2 separate regions of the Homo sapiens genome follow, and region 1 is linked to region 2. A link is a contact called in ENCODE Hi-C data. All regions are on one chromosome and are shown on one strand. The core of a region is the stretch at or near the end of the contact, and the rest is flanking DNA. Distances in the headings are between cores, read along the strand shown.

Region 1 (6,434 bases), core at 3,172-5,671, 2.2 Mb after region 2:
TAGCTTCAAATGGCAATTAGAGTTCATAGCAAGTTTTGATGACTTTACAAGACCCCTGTACAATACTAATGCACCCTTTCATTAAAATGTACATTAAAGGCCGCAATTTCACAAAGAGGTTCTGATGTTATTACTATAAGCAGACACATTCTTATCCCTCACAGGAGTTATGTCACCAGTTGGAATTACAACCTTATTAATATCTATCCAAGAACACGGGGTTTTATTACATATGGAAATCTGTATGGGTTTTTTTTTTTTTAAAGGTGGGTTTTGGGGATGTTTACCCTATTGTTTTTTATTTGGATGCCCTAAGGCATATAAAGCGCATAGTGAATTACCTACTGGAATGTAAATGGTTCTAAAATTAAAACTGTTAAAATAGAAAGAGGGAAAAGGAAGGCCCAAGAACTCTTAAAGAGAGGCTGAGAACAAGAACAAAAAAACCCAGAAGTGTAGGTAATACGTAACAGCGCAGACAGAACCGTTGTAGGCCATGTATAATAAATAATGCATGCCCCAAATTTCAGTTAATCATATAATTTCAACTTGAGTTCTAATACTGGAACCAGCCAACCACTTGGGCTTCAACACTGTACTAGATGTCAGTAGAATCGCTTGATGGAATTACAGCCTTGTTACAGTTGAGATCAAGAGAGGGTGCTTTTTTTTTTTCCTTCTTTTATTAAAGCTATCATTCCAGGCTTTGATCAAAGATCCAAGAATATTTGTTCTACCAGGCTGGAATGAATGTGGTTTGGAAGTTCAGAGTACATTTAAAAGCTGCAACAAAATATAGGTAGCCAACAATCTCAGAATTTTGGATCAGCCCAGATGGAGATAGCAATTTGAAATGTCTTCGATCCCTTACTTAAATGACGAAATGTCTATCAGCCCAGATAGAGCAATTTGAAATGTTTTCGATCCCTTACTTAAATGATGAAATGTATATCATACTATCTGTAAATTGGATATTCCATTACAGTGATAACGTACAGAATTCCCATGCGTTATTACACTTTCCTGAGAGTAAAGCAATTAGAATAACCTTAATCCTAGCAACAAAGTTTTTTTTGTAGGTTTTTTTTTTTTGGTTTTTTTTTGTCTTTTTTTTTGCGTTTAAAACATTTGGGCTATTCCCTGACGATCTATACATGTAAATTTGATTGCTAAACATTGTCACTTTGAATGTCAAACTATTTTTAATCTATTGATTTTGATTAAAAATCATAATACAAACAGAGCTAAAATCACGCTAACAAAATAAACTAAATATGAAAAGTTGCATTGAAAGGGCATCACATTATTCTTAATAGGATCGTGTAGAAACATTCCAATGGCAGTGTTCTCAAAATAAAACAAAATTACATTAGAAGACCTCCAGCCTGGCCACTTTTGGGACCTTACCTGTAACTCTGGCTGGTGGGTGTCTTTACTCTTGTACTACATGGCTCACTTACATCAGACATCATATTTGTATACCCTGAGAAATCTGACACTGAAGTCCTTACTCTATGGTCCACTTCTCCATTAGAGTTAGTGATAAAGGTCATTGGCACCCTGCTGCCCGACTTAAACTGAGAACCAAACGCTTGTGCAAAGTTCTCAATCTGATACGTTGTTCTAGGCTCTATGTCTTTCTGAGGATCTATCTGGCTAGCTAACTCCTGAGATGGAATCTGAAAGCCTGTTGAAGACTCTAAGTTTTTCTGTTCCTTCTGGCTAGTCAATTTCTGAGATGAGGACTGGAAGGCTGATGAAGTCTCTAAGTTCTTCTGAGAATCTATCAGATCATCCAGCTCCTGGGAAGGTGTCAACTGCTGATGTGTAGCATCCAAAGCAGACAAATAAAGACCTGGCTGAGATCCAAACAACATCCCAAAAGGAGGCTTTGGCAATGAAGATGGCAACACTGAGGTAACAGATTGGCCGAAACCACACTCCAAAGGAGACGTAGTGTATATTTGTTTTTCTGGAAACAAAGTGTGGTTGTGGAGAGGTGAAGACAAACTGACAAATTGGAAACCGTGTCCAAGAGTAAAACTTGCATTAGTGGATTTTTCAAAAGCCTGTTGGAGGTATTTGGAGTATTCTTGCAACATACTTGCTTTATCATTTGAAGGTGTTTGGGTGCCTGGGCTCAAATTTTCTTCTTGAACCAATTCTGAGTGTTCTCCTGAGGTGTGTAAATCCACTCGTGGTTCTGCAATATTGAAAGGATCCTCTTTCTGGCTTTCTGATTTGTTGGAGTATTGATCCAAAATACTTTGTAAAACCTCATCAGGAATTCCAGACTTGTCATGACAAGATTTAATTTCAGCATTTAGAGCTGAGGAGTCAATAAGTGACAATGGTGCCTCATTGTCCAAAACACTGACACCTGCAGACTGAATGACAGACTGTTGGGAGACCATGTGTCCTACGTTTATAGAAAAGGCACTGTTGCTGCTGGCAGTTGGTAAATATCTTCTTTTCTTTGAAAACTGCATGGCATCATCATAATTACTACTTATCTGACCTTGTTTGCCACTTGTACTTTGGAGAAGACCAATGGTCTCCACACTATTATTTGATACTATGCCAAGTGAGCCACTTGGTTTTCCAGACAAGGATTTCTGTCCTACTATGTCTGGTAATGGTGACACAAAGTTAAGGTAGTTTTTATCTGTATTCTTTCTGCTTCCTTTCTTAAAGATCAATTTTGGCACCCTCTTCTGCAGTTCATCTATTCCAGTGCCAATTATGCCTCCACTGGAAGACACGGTAGGCATTTCTACTGAGTAACTCTGCATGTTTATATTATTTGAAATTTGCGATTCATTTGTTTTACCGGTCTTCTGTTCCTTATTTTCAATAGCTATGCTTTTTGACTTTGTTTTTCTCCTTGAAGAACTTGTATTTCCCTGAGACAACACAGCCAGATTACCCATATTGGTATGGTTTGATGACCCAGGTTCTGCACTAGTGGCTCCTTTAACTATGACTTCACCACATGTGCGCCTGTGCTTCAACAATCTATCAGTCCTTGAAAAATACTGTTGGCAAGTGTCACACTTATATGGCTTTTCTCCACTATGTGTCCTCTTGTGTCTCTCCATATGGTACTTCTGAATAAACTTCATGCTGCACTGATCACATCCAAATGGCTTCTCTCTACTATGAATTTTCTCATGTCTCTGTAGTAGGTATTTCTGAATGAAACCCATACTACACTGGCTGCACTGGAAAGGTCTTTCTCCTGTATGAATGAGGACATGTCTCCGCAGGTGATAGGAGCTTCGGAAAGCAGCACTACAGTGATCACAGATATGAGGTTTCTGACTTGGGGAGAGGATGGCACCTTCTCCATCTCCAACCAAAGAAGGTTTGGAAGATGCACTTGGCTTCCTCTTGGCTTTGATTCCCTGAGATTCTGGCTTTGGCCTTTTTGCCTTTTTGACATTAGTGTCCTGCTTTGGCTCCTCAGTGCCATGGTGGTCATCAGTCCTGCTACTGCTGCTGAGTAATACGTCACGGTGGTGCTGGGCTGGTTGCTGCTGGACATGCTGGTGGAGAATACTGAGGTCCTGGATGACGCCGTGACTCCCCCCTTCACCGCCTCCTAGGCCTGGAGACCTCTCTTCAGCTCCAGCGAACAGCCCCCCATAGTGGTGGTGGTGATGGTGGTGGTGGGACTGCTGCTCCTCAGGATCCGCGGGTTTCTCCTGTTTGATGCTAACCAAAGACTGCAAGAACCCCCAGGAGGTCCTCTGCGAGGGGAAGGCCGCGGCTGACGCCGCCGGCTCCTTCTTGAAAGTCATGTCCGGGGCTGGCGGAGGGGGGGGCTCAGCGGCCGGGGCTGCGGAGGTAGAGGAGGATAACACGCATTGCGGGGGAGGGGCGGCCGACCCCGCCGGCCGGGTGAAGCTGGTGACCGGGGGAAGACGGTGGTTGAACATAACCATACCCTGGGGAAAGGTGGGTTCCATCTCTGCCCTCCTGCCGCTGCTGCCGCCGCCGCCGCCGCCGCCACTACCACCGCCGCCGGAGCCGCTACCACCGCTACTGCCGGTACCTCCGCCGCCACTCAGGAACCCACTGCCGATTTTCATACCCCGGAGGAGGCCTGGCTGAAGAAAGGAGGAGGAAGAGGGAAGAGGGAGGAAAGGAGGTGGAACCGGGCCCCGGGCCGGGACCACCGCAGCGCTAAGGACCCCGCCGCGCCGCCGCCCAGACCGCAACGCGCCCAGCACTAATTCCCAGCCCAGTCGCCTCCGGCACCGGCACGCATGGTCCTGCGACTCTTCCCCAGGCCTCGCCCTCTCCCTCCTGGACCCACCGGCAATACTTACGGGTCCCGCCGCCGCCGCAGCCGCCGTCGCCTCCAGTTAATAAAAATAACGCCGTCCTCTCCACAATGGAATTAAAAGCCTCCCGTGTACTGCGCAGCCGCGGCGCAGTGTCTGCTGGGAACTCCTCGACCCGGCCAGAGGGGAGGGCTAAGGAGCCAGGGCGCCTGCGCCGCAGCTTCCGCCCGGCCTGCCTGTCAATCACTGGGGCCGTTGGGCGGAGGCGGGGGAGCAAGGGCAGGGGAGGCGGGGATTTGGAGCCCTGCTAAAAAGGGGCTTTCGAGGCGAACAGGCGTGATTGGTGGGCTGCACTGAAGGAGATGAAAGTGGTTGAGGGTTTCTGGGGGAAAGACGCTCAGGAGGTGGAACCCAAGGGGCGGGAAGTTACGGGGGACTGTACTACAGCGTGGCGTGGGAGATGCAGAGAAAGGGGCTGGAAGAGAAGGTGAGGGAAACTGAGGATTCAATGTTAGGGCTTTCTTCACTCTAGGTTTTGCAATCCAGGTCTTGAAATAAAATTCAAACCTAGAAGTGGATCATTGAGGGCACTTTTGATTCTATCAAGAAGCATTCAACTCCAAATGCTCAACATTTATTAAAACAGGTGCTTATGTTATCCCTTTGAATTTGGAAGCACTAATAATGGGCGCATATCCTTTGCATTTATGGGAGGAGCCTGCTTTGAAACCGCAATTAGTGGTACCGTTGCAACAAAAAAAAAAAAAAGAAAAAGAAAAAAACTTGTCTTACTGCCAACCTTCCTGAAGGCTACTGGAAGAGGAAACCGAGCGTAATCCAGGTGCAGCAGTCCTGTAAAACACGCCCACACACATACTTCATTATCATTACATCTTATTTAAATGCCCCCGTACCTTAGCCTGGCTAATCAGTCTGTTTGCCACGTTATGAATGCCTGGCCCTTTATATTGTTTATGAAAAATTAACCACCAGGCCATTCTAAGAGCTCTGCTAGGATCAACTCTTTCCTCGCCAGTACAGAATACCGAGAAACTCATTGCAAATTTAGAAATTTTTCTTGTAAGGGAAAATTATGAAGTAAAATCTTAAAATCAAAGTTATATCAACAAAATCAAACAACAAATATTTATTCAGTGTCTAATGTACACAAGGCACTCGATTTCATGTTAAGCATGCAGAAATCTAAACCAGACACTTTCCTAGCAAAGGATATTTATAAATGAGAAATTTTAAATAAAAGAACTAGAACTATGACAACAGCTTATTTACATAGTATGTTTTCTTAATGAAGTTACATGTACATCACAATGTTTCTAGCTAAATAACTTCTCATAATTAAATAATAAATTCTCTGGGAAATTTCACAATCGAAACCATAGGGATTATTTACTAATACTTATGGACCTCTCTCAGCCTGCCCTAAAAATTTTACAGACAATATTTAATGAGAATTTTGAGATAAGAAGAAATTGCTTTTTTTCTAATCCCATGAAACAACATGTAAGTATTCCACCACTTAAACTGACACTTTAATACTGTCAAGTATAGTTGTGATATTGTGAAATATATATTTGGACTTTGAACCGTTTTGTGGCATACAACTGCTAAAAATCCTTGGAATCTGCAAAGTAATAAATGTCTTTTTGTATGCTAATGAAGCGACTGATGATGGCTGGCAACCCCTAGGTAGCTTCAGGATGGGGGCTGGTCACCGGAAAGACCAAGGCAGGATTAGAGTTTGGGACTTTCAGTCCCACCCCCCGACCTCCGGGGAGGAGAGAGGGATTGAAGGTTAAGTTGATCTTCAATGGCCAATGATTTAATCAATCATGCCTGTGTAATGAAGCCTTCATAAAAACCTAAAAAAGGACGGGGTTTGGAGAGCTTCCTGTAAGCGAACCCGTGAAGGTTCCAGGAGGATGGCGCACCCGGAAAGGGCGTGGAAGCTCCGCGCCCCTTCCCACAGACTTTCCCCCATCCATCTCTTCATCTGGTGTTCATCGATAGCCTTTGTAATGTCCTTAATAGTAAACCGGAAAACGTAAGTGTTTGCCTGGGTTCTATGAGCTGCTCTAGCAAATTAATCAAGCCCAAGGAAGGGGTCATGGGAACCCCGATTTACAGCTG
Region 2 (6,445 bases), core at 3,224-5,723:
TGCTTCCCAGAGACTACACTTGACAGGAGGTCTAGGCAGGTCCTAGCAGTAAGGGAATGCCCAGAACAATTGAGCTGTTGGTTTCAGGAAAGGTCTAGGATGAATGCCAGGCACACGTCTCTGCAAGGCCCACAGAACATGGTATGAAGGAGGTCTTATTGTTTGAAATAGGTAAAGGTCTAATCTGTGAATGGTCACTGTCAGGATATTCAGGGATCTAGTCTGAGATGCTTGGTTTTGTATCTGAATTCTGAATTCCAAGGTCTGAAAGATCTCAGAGTGGGGTGAGATAGGAATCAGGACTAGGAAAAACGAGTGTGTCAGACATGAACTTGGTGTGAGTGGGGAGGAGTGTGTGGAGACCAGACAGAGACTAGTTTGGCAATTAAGTCTAAGTTAGAGGCTCGAGCAACAGGGAATAAAGTGAGAGATAAGTCCTGGAGTTAAGATATGATATTAAAACATGACAGGCAGTTAGATTAAATTGACTTGAAGCTGATTTGCTAAGCTGTTGACTGAGTATACTTAAATTTCCTTTCCTTAGAGCCCAGTTCATTCCTAGTTCTAGGTAAGTCGTTTGGCTTTCTGTAAAGGGGTAGGAACCTTTTTATTCCTTAAAGGTATGACTATCTATTTGCCAATTAATTCCATGTTCCAAGGATCCCCTCATGGAGAAAATGTTGCACTGAGTTAAATAAGGAAATAACTGGACGAATACTTGAGATTATTCCCTTCATAAGAATAATTACTAATTGTGAATTGATGGTTTGAATACCATGCTAAAATGATTGAACCTCTTTTCTCTTGTGAAGTGATTGTGAAGTTACTTGTACCTTTATGTTTTTAAAATTTGATGATAATAGCAATAAAAGCTTTAGTGCTTTTATGATCTCTTTATTTGGTTTGTAGTTATGGCACATCAGAAACTCGCATCAAAATAGAATCAAGATTATTGTAAAAGGGACCTCAAACGTAGATTTCTTAAAAAAAAATGTTTTTTATTTTCAAGATGGAATCTTGCTGTGTTGCTCAGGCTGGTCTCAAACTCTTGGCCTCAAGCTGTCCTCCTCACCTTAGCCTCCTGAAGTGTTGAGATTACAGGCATGAGCCACTGCACCTGGCCAAAACATGTATTAAGAAAAGTTTGGTTTATGAGATATATGAAGGAATTAAGTTCAGACTTGAAAATTCATACTTCAGTGAGACTACAGTGTACTTAAAAATTACCAAGAAAAGGGCTTATGTCTTTTTTTAAATAAATAGAACCCTCTGTAATGTCTTCTTTCTTTTTTTCCCTTCAGATTTAAAATTGAGTTGAATTTATTTATGCTTTTTAATTTTTTTAAAGAAATGCTTCTCTAGCCAGTTCTAACTAGGTTTTTTCCTTGCTTAAAGTCCTTCAGTTACTGCCTTCAGAATAATTTCTAACCACTTAGTCTCTTAAAAATACTTTATGGGCCGGGTGCAGTGGCTCATGCCTGTAATCCCAGCACTTTGGGAGGCTGAGGTGGGTGGATCACGAGGTCAGGAGTTCGAGACCAGCCTGACCAACATGGTGAAACCCCATCTCTACTAAAAATACAAAAATTAGCTGGGCATGGTGGCGCACTCCTGTAATCCCAGCTACTCCAGAGGCTGAGGCAGGAGAATCGCTGGAACCCAGGAAGTGGAGGTTACAGTGAGCTGAGATTGTGCAACTGCACTCCAGCCTGGGCGACAGAGCAAGACTCCGTCTGAAAAAAAAAAAAAATCAAAAACCTTTATGATTTTGGCCTTGGCATTTTCCTCTGCTGCATCCCATGTTCCTGTCTTAGGGCACTGGTTGTAGTTCCCTAGTTATCCCATGATTGAGTCTGGAATGTCCCACCTCTTCTCCTTTGCCTGGTTAACTCCCACATGCCGTAAGACTCACCTTGAGTGTCTTCTCTACAAGGCCTGCCTGACCCTGACAGCTTGCTTGGATAATCCTGACATCCTTCCTGTGAACTCATGTAGTAGCAGTACCCAGTGATGGTGTCTGTCATCATACTTGCTTCCTTATATTGTAAAAGTCTGTTTCTGTATGTCTCCTCTGGGAATAACTTAAGCTATCGGAATTGCCTTAGTTCTTTTTGTATTCCCAGCAGCTCTGTGGTAGACATATCAGTAATGCTGAAAAACAAAACAAAACAAACAAAAACGAGTTAATGAATGAGCTGGAGAAGATAAAGAGACAGGAGTCTAGGTTAGCCCACAGTGTTTTGGCTGGGGTGTGGATTGGTGCTCTGAATAGACCATACCAGCACTCTTTTCTCCCTCCCCTTCTCTCTGAACTTTGAGTAGCTGTGACTTTTTATTAAAATGAAATGAAATAAAGAAACTAGAAACTTAACTTTCTTGCAGACTCTTTGGACACTTAATTTATGTCTAGGTGTTTCCTGCCTTGTTGAGGACAAGGATGTCTTTTCACCAAAGATAAAGAGCTCTGCTCTCTTCTTCCGTTGGAATATTTTCTAATTCTTTTTCAGTTTTGACTCTGTAGTTTTTCATAAGCAGTAGGAGCATGATCATGAGACTTAGGAGGAGCAAACTTTGTCCCAGTATAGTTTAAGAAATCTCATATCTTTATACAAAATATGTTTGCAGCTGAACTTTACATACCATCTTGGTGCTGAGACAGTCAGATAGGTCCTCCTGTGTGTATAGTGCCTACAAATCCCAGGAATATGAAAATTGTATAGATTCCTAGTTGCTGGCTAGAGAAGTGAGAGTTGAAATGTTCTAAGATATAAGGAAATGCAGGTTTTGCCTTAGTTATATATAAAGTTGTCATCATAGAGCCTAGTGCTGAAGAGCAAAGGAGAAGAAATATTAACCACATCAGCTTAGAATTTAGAGTCCTATTTAAGCAAAGAGTTTAGAATAACTCCCTCAATTCTTGATTAAATCTATATTGATCATAACTAAGTTAATAATAAGTAACAGTTTCTTTGTGTGGTGGTGAGAAGATGCATCTGTGATGCTGAATTTGGAATATCATGGGATATGTAGCTAACACTGTCTAATAGGCAATTGGTTATATATCTCATGCTCAGCAGAGAGGTCTGGCCTGGAGTAGAGCTCTGGTGTCATCAGTAGAGAGACTGATATATAGCAGCAGAGGAGTCTGTCTAAAGAAGGTGTGTTGGGGGCCTTGTCCATTCTTTCCCACTTAAAAGTGCAGTTTTTCGGATGTGGTGGCTCATGTCTATAATTCTACCACTTTGGGAGGCCGAAGTGGGAGGATTGCTTGAGACTGGGAGTTCAAGACCAGCATGAGCAACATAGGGAGACCCTGTCTCTACAAAAAATTAAAAAATTAGCTAGGTGTCATGGTATGTGCCTGTAGTCCCAGCTTCTTGGGAGGCTGAGCTGGGAGGATTGCTTGAGCAAAGGAGTTTGAGGTTATAGTGAGCTATGATTGTGCCACTATACTCTGGCCTGGGAGTCAAAGTGAGACTCTGTCTTTTAAAAAAAAAAAAAAAAAGGACAGCTTTTTTGAAAGGTAAATAAATGCCCAATGAATACTGGAGGAAAGTAAAATTTAACTTGTTATTTGCTGCCTGACTTAAGTATAATATGTGAGGTATTTTTCTTGTCAACATAAAATAATATCATTTCCATTCTTAATAAATCTGTTTTTAAAGCCTCTTAGTATAGACCATCTTTATGACACTTTAGCATTCTTTAGTTGGAATATGGATTTTCACAGATTCAGGTTTCTGAAAACAAAATTTAACTGCTGTCAATTATATAATTTCATTTTGAAAGCCTATAGTCAGTATTAATTAGATTTTCATTTATTTGGTCATATTTTTATATAAAAAACTTTATAATTAAAGTTTTTTTTATAGAACATCGTAGATAGCTTTATCAGCATAACATTATGTTATTCCTGCTTTTAATTTTTCTTATTCTTTGGATAGTATTTCCATAAAGTCATAGTTTTACATGTAAGTGTGCCAGAGAAAGTACATTTGTTTCTAGTATATGTTTATGTTTGTTAAAAGACATTCACACAGAGTTTGGCATGATTTTATAGTCTGTGCTCAAAAGAGCAAGAGAGAAATTGCAAGATAGTGCAGGTCAGAATTGAAATAATTTGGCAGAGTTTGGTGAGAAAGCTTGCTTAGCAGCTGCCTAGGTTAACTTTGCACCATCCATTCAAAGCATAGTTCAGTTCTGAGATATAAAAATATATAACCAATTAAATTTAGTTTCCCAGAGGTAAATTTTAAAATGTAAAATATAACTTTGATTTACCTTGTAAGTACATTGAAACATCTTGTTATTAAGTACAAGGATAGTTTTATATTTATGAGGCAGTGGCTTTTATATACTTCCTTTTTTCCTTCCTTTCTTAATTTTACGTTTTTGAAATCTTAATTTGCATTGACGTTTATGCTTGGTAAAAAAAAAAATCTCAAAGGTACAAGTATTATGCTTCGTTTCTTGTGTACGTGGGGAGGTGGGTAGGAGGGGGAGGAAGGCAGTGAGTTTTCCAAGAAGTAAAGTAACAGACTAAATTTCTGTTGCTAAACATCGATTGTGTCCTACTAACCTAATTATACATTAAATAGACTCTTGTTATGACTAACTCAGGTCCTAAGAATGCAGTCAGGGCCTAAGTGGGGCTTAGTGAAAAAGTTCATTGCAGAGGACATCAGAAGACCTGAGCTAGAGTCAGTCATTGCTTTACCACTGAGATCAGGGCCTCAGTTTCCTTGTCCAGTTTTCAGCAGCATCAAGAGGAATAATGGATAGGAAAGCATTGTGTTTTTTTTTGTTTTTGTTTTTTGTTGTTTTTTTTGGGGGGGGACAGGGTCTTGCTCTGTCACCCAGGCTGGAGCATTGTGGCAGGATCATGGCTCACTGCAGCCTCAACCTCCTGGGCTCAAGTGATCCTCCCACCTTACTGACCAAGTAGCTAGGACCACAGGTGTGAACCACCTTACTGGGCTAATATTTTAATTTTTTGTACAGATGGGGGTCTCATTGTGTTGTTTAGGCTGGTCTCAAACTCTGAGACTCAAGTGAGCCTCCCACCGTGGCTTCCCAAAGTTCTAGGATTACAGGCATGAGGCACTGTACCGTGCCTGTTAGGAAAGCTTTTAAAACTACTTTATGGTTTATTGTAAACTGTAGTATGTAAATAAGAGAGGATTTTGAAAGTTCAGGAATAATCAATGCATAGAACAGTGTCTGTAATAGAGTAGGTATGCAAAAAATATTTGTTAAATGAATAAATATGAGCAGTTGATAAGTCTTTCTATAAGGATTAAATGTAAAACCATGTGTTAATTTTGAAAATTCCATTAAATTTTTCTTTTATTTAAATGTGTTTTTCATTTTTTGTGTGTGATTTTTCTGTTATTGAGTACTTGTTACAGACCAAAGGCTTTTAAAAACAAATGACCTTACCATAAATAATTCATACTAATGAAAGTATTTCCAAGTACTAGCCTGTATTCCATAAGGCCTTATCAACTTCGTTATGATAAAATTCATACTATGAATTATTTAGTACAAGGAATTCAGTAGAATGTTTTTTAAATCTGGTTTTGAAGATGGGGCCAAGCTATTTATCTTAGCTCTTTAAATCAGTTTGGTTGTCATGATTTTTCTAGTATTACAGCTGAATGATTAGCTTAGTGAGCATGTGCTTTTGCCAGACTTTAGTTGTTGCTATGTGACTAACTGAATGACATATAAAAACATGAGGGGAATTTGTAATAGCATTCTGTGTCCACAGTTAACCTAAACAAATACAAAGTCTATCAAAAGCTTTTTGGACATACTTTAAAAGGGCCGAATAAGTATCATTTGTCTTTCACATGCTTGTAGGGAAACTCTTCGGTAAAGATAAGCAGAAGAAATAATACTATCTTGCATTTGTGTGCTGCTTAAAACTCTTGAGAACTGTTCTTCCAGCCATTCTTTTACAGTAGAAAGTGCCCTGATTTGATTTGTTGTTTCAGAGATAATGATGTGAGACCTTGCTCTGTCTTCTCATGCTATGTACTCATTATGAACCTTCCTTTAGAGGGGAGGGAACTGAGACACAGGGCGGATATGTTGTCTTTAATCGAAAGCAGGTGCTCATGTGAATTTAAACTAAGGTTTCCTGATGGTTAGACCTGTAGTCTTTTAATCTCTTGTTTTGTTTTCTAACTGTGTTTAGTTATTCAACAAATATTTATTGGATCTTCATGTGTGCCGAAGGTATAAAAATGAAGAGCAAATAGATTCAGCCCTTGAGTAGTAGTTGCTAATACATAGGTAATGGGTAGGGCCTAAGGTGGACAGACAACTGATTCATTTAAATACATGAGACAAATGCTTAAAATACGTATTTTAAAAAAGGCTACCTGAGTACCAAGCAAGGTTGACCAGGCTGACTAGCTGGGTTGAGTATTTCAGTATGATG

Evidence for each region. Hi-C counts contacts between places; a loop is a spot of excess contacts on that map. Pooled maps may share reads with other maps.
Region 1: a loop to region 2 is called in a map with no recorded cell type, with 2.7 times the contacts of the local background. The contact joins the promoter of ZNF281 here to the enhancer-like site in region 2. A Hi-C loop is called at or near these places in 3 of 37 single-sample maps with no recorded cell type and 1 of 50 pooled maps.

The regions. Positions count from the first base shown.
Region 1 is chr1:200,405,615-200,412,048 of GRCh38, forward strand. ZNF281 (zinc finger protein 281) reads right to left here and starts at 4,422. Exons shown (of 2, transcript NM_001281293.2): 1 at 4,332-4,422; 2 at 1-4,109. The coding sequence starts at 4,091. The coding sequence ends at 1,404. RefSeq lists enhancers at 3,671-4,248, 4,249-4,826, 4,827-5,404, 4,951-5,000, 5,676-6,282 and a silencer at 4,431-4,610.
Region 2 is chr1:198,169,943-198,176,387 of GRCh38, forward strand. The region is part of intron 1 of NEK7 (NIMA related kinase 7); the gene reads left to right. Among named protein-coding and RNA genes, the nearest start is that of NEK7, 16 kb to the left of the region's middle. RefSeq lists a silencer at 5,983-6,042. Within about 2 kb of position 4,474, at least 4 of the 41 ENCODE cell types and tissues checked have a DNase peak (open chromatin) inside an H3K27ac peak, as active enhancers do.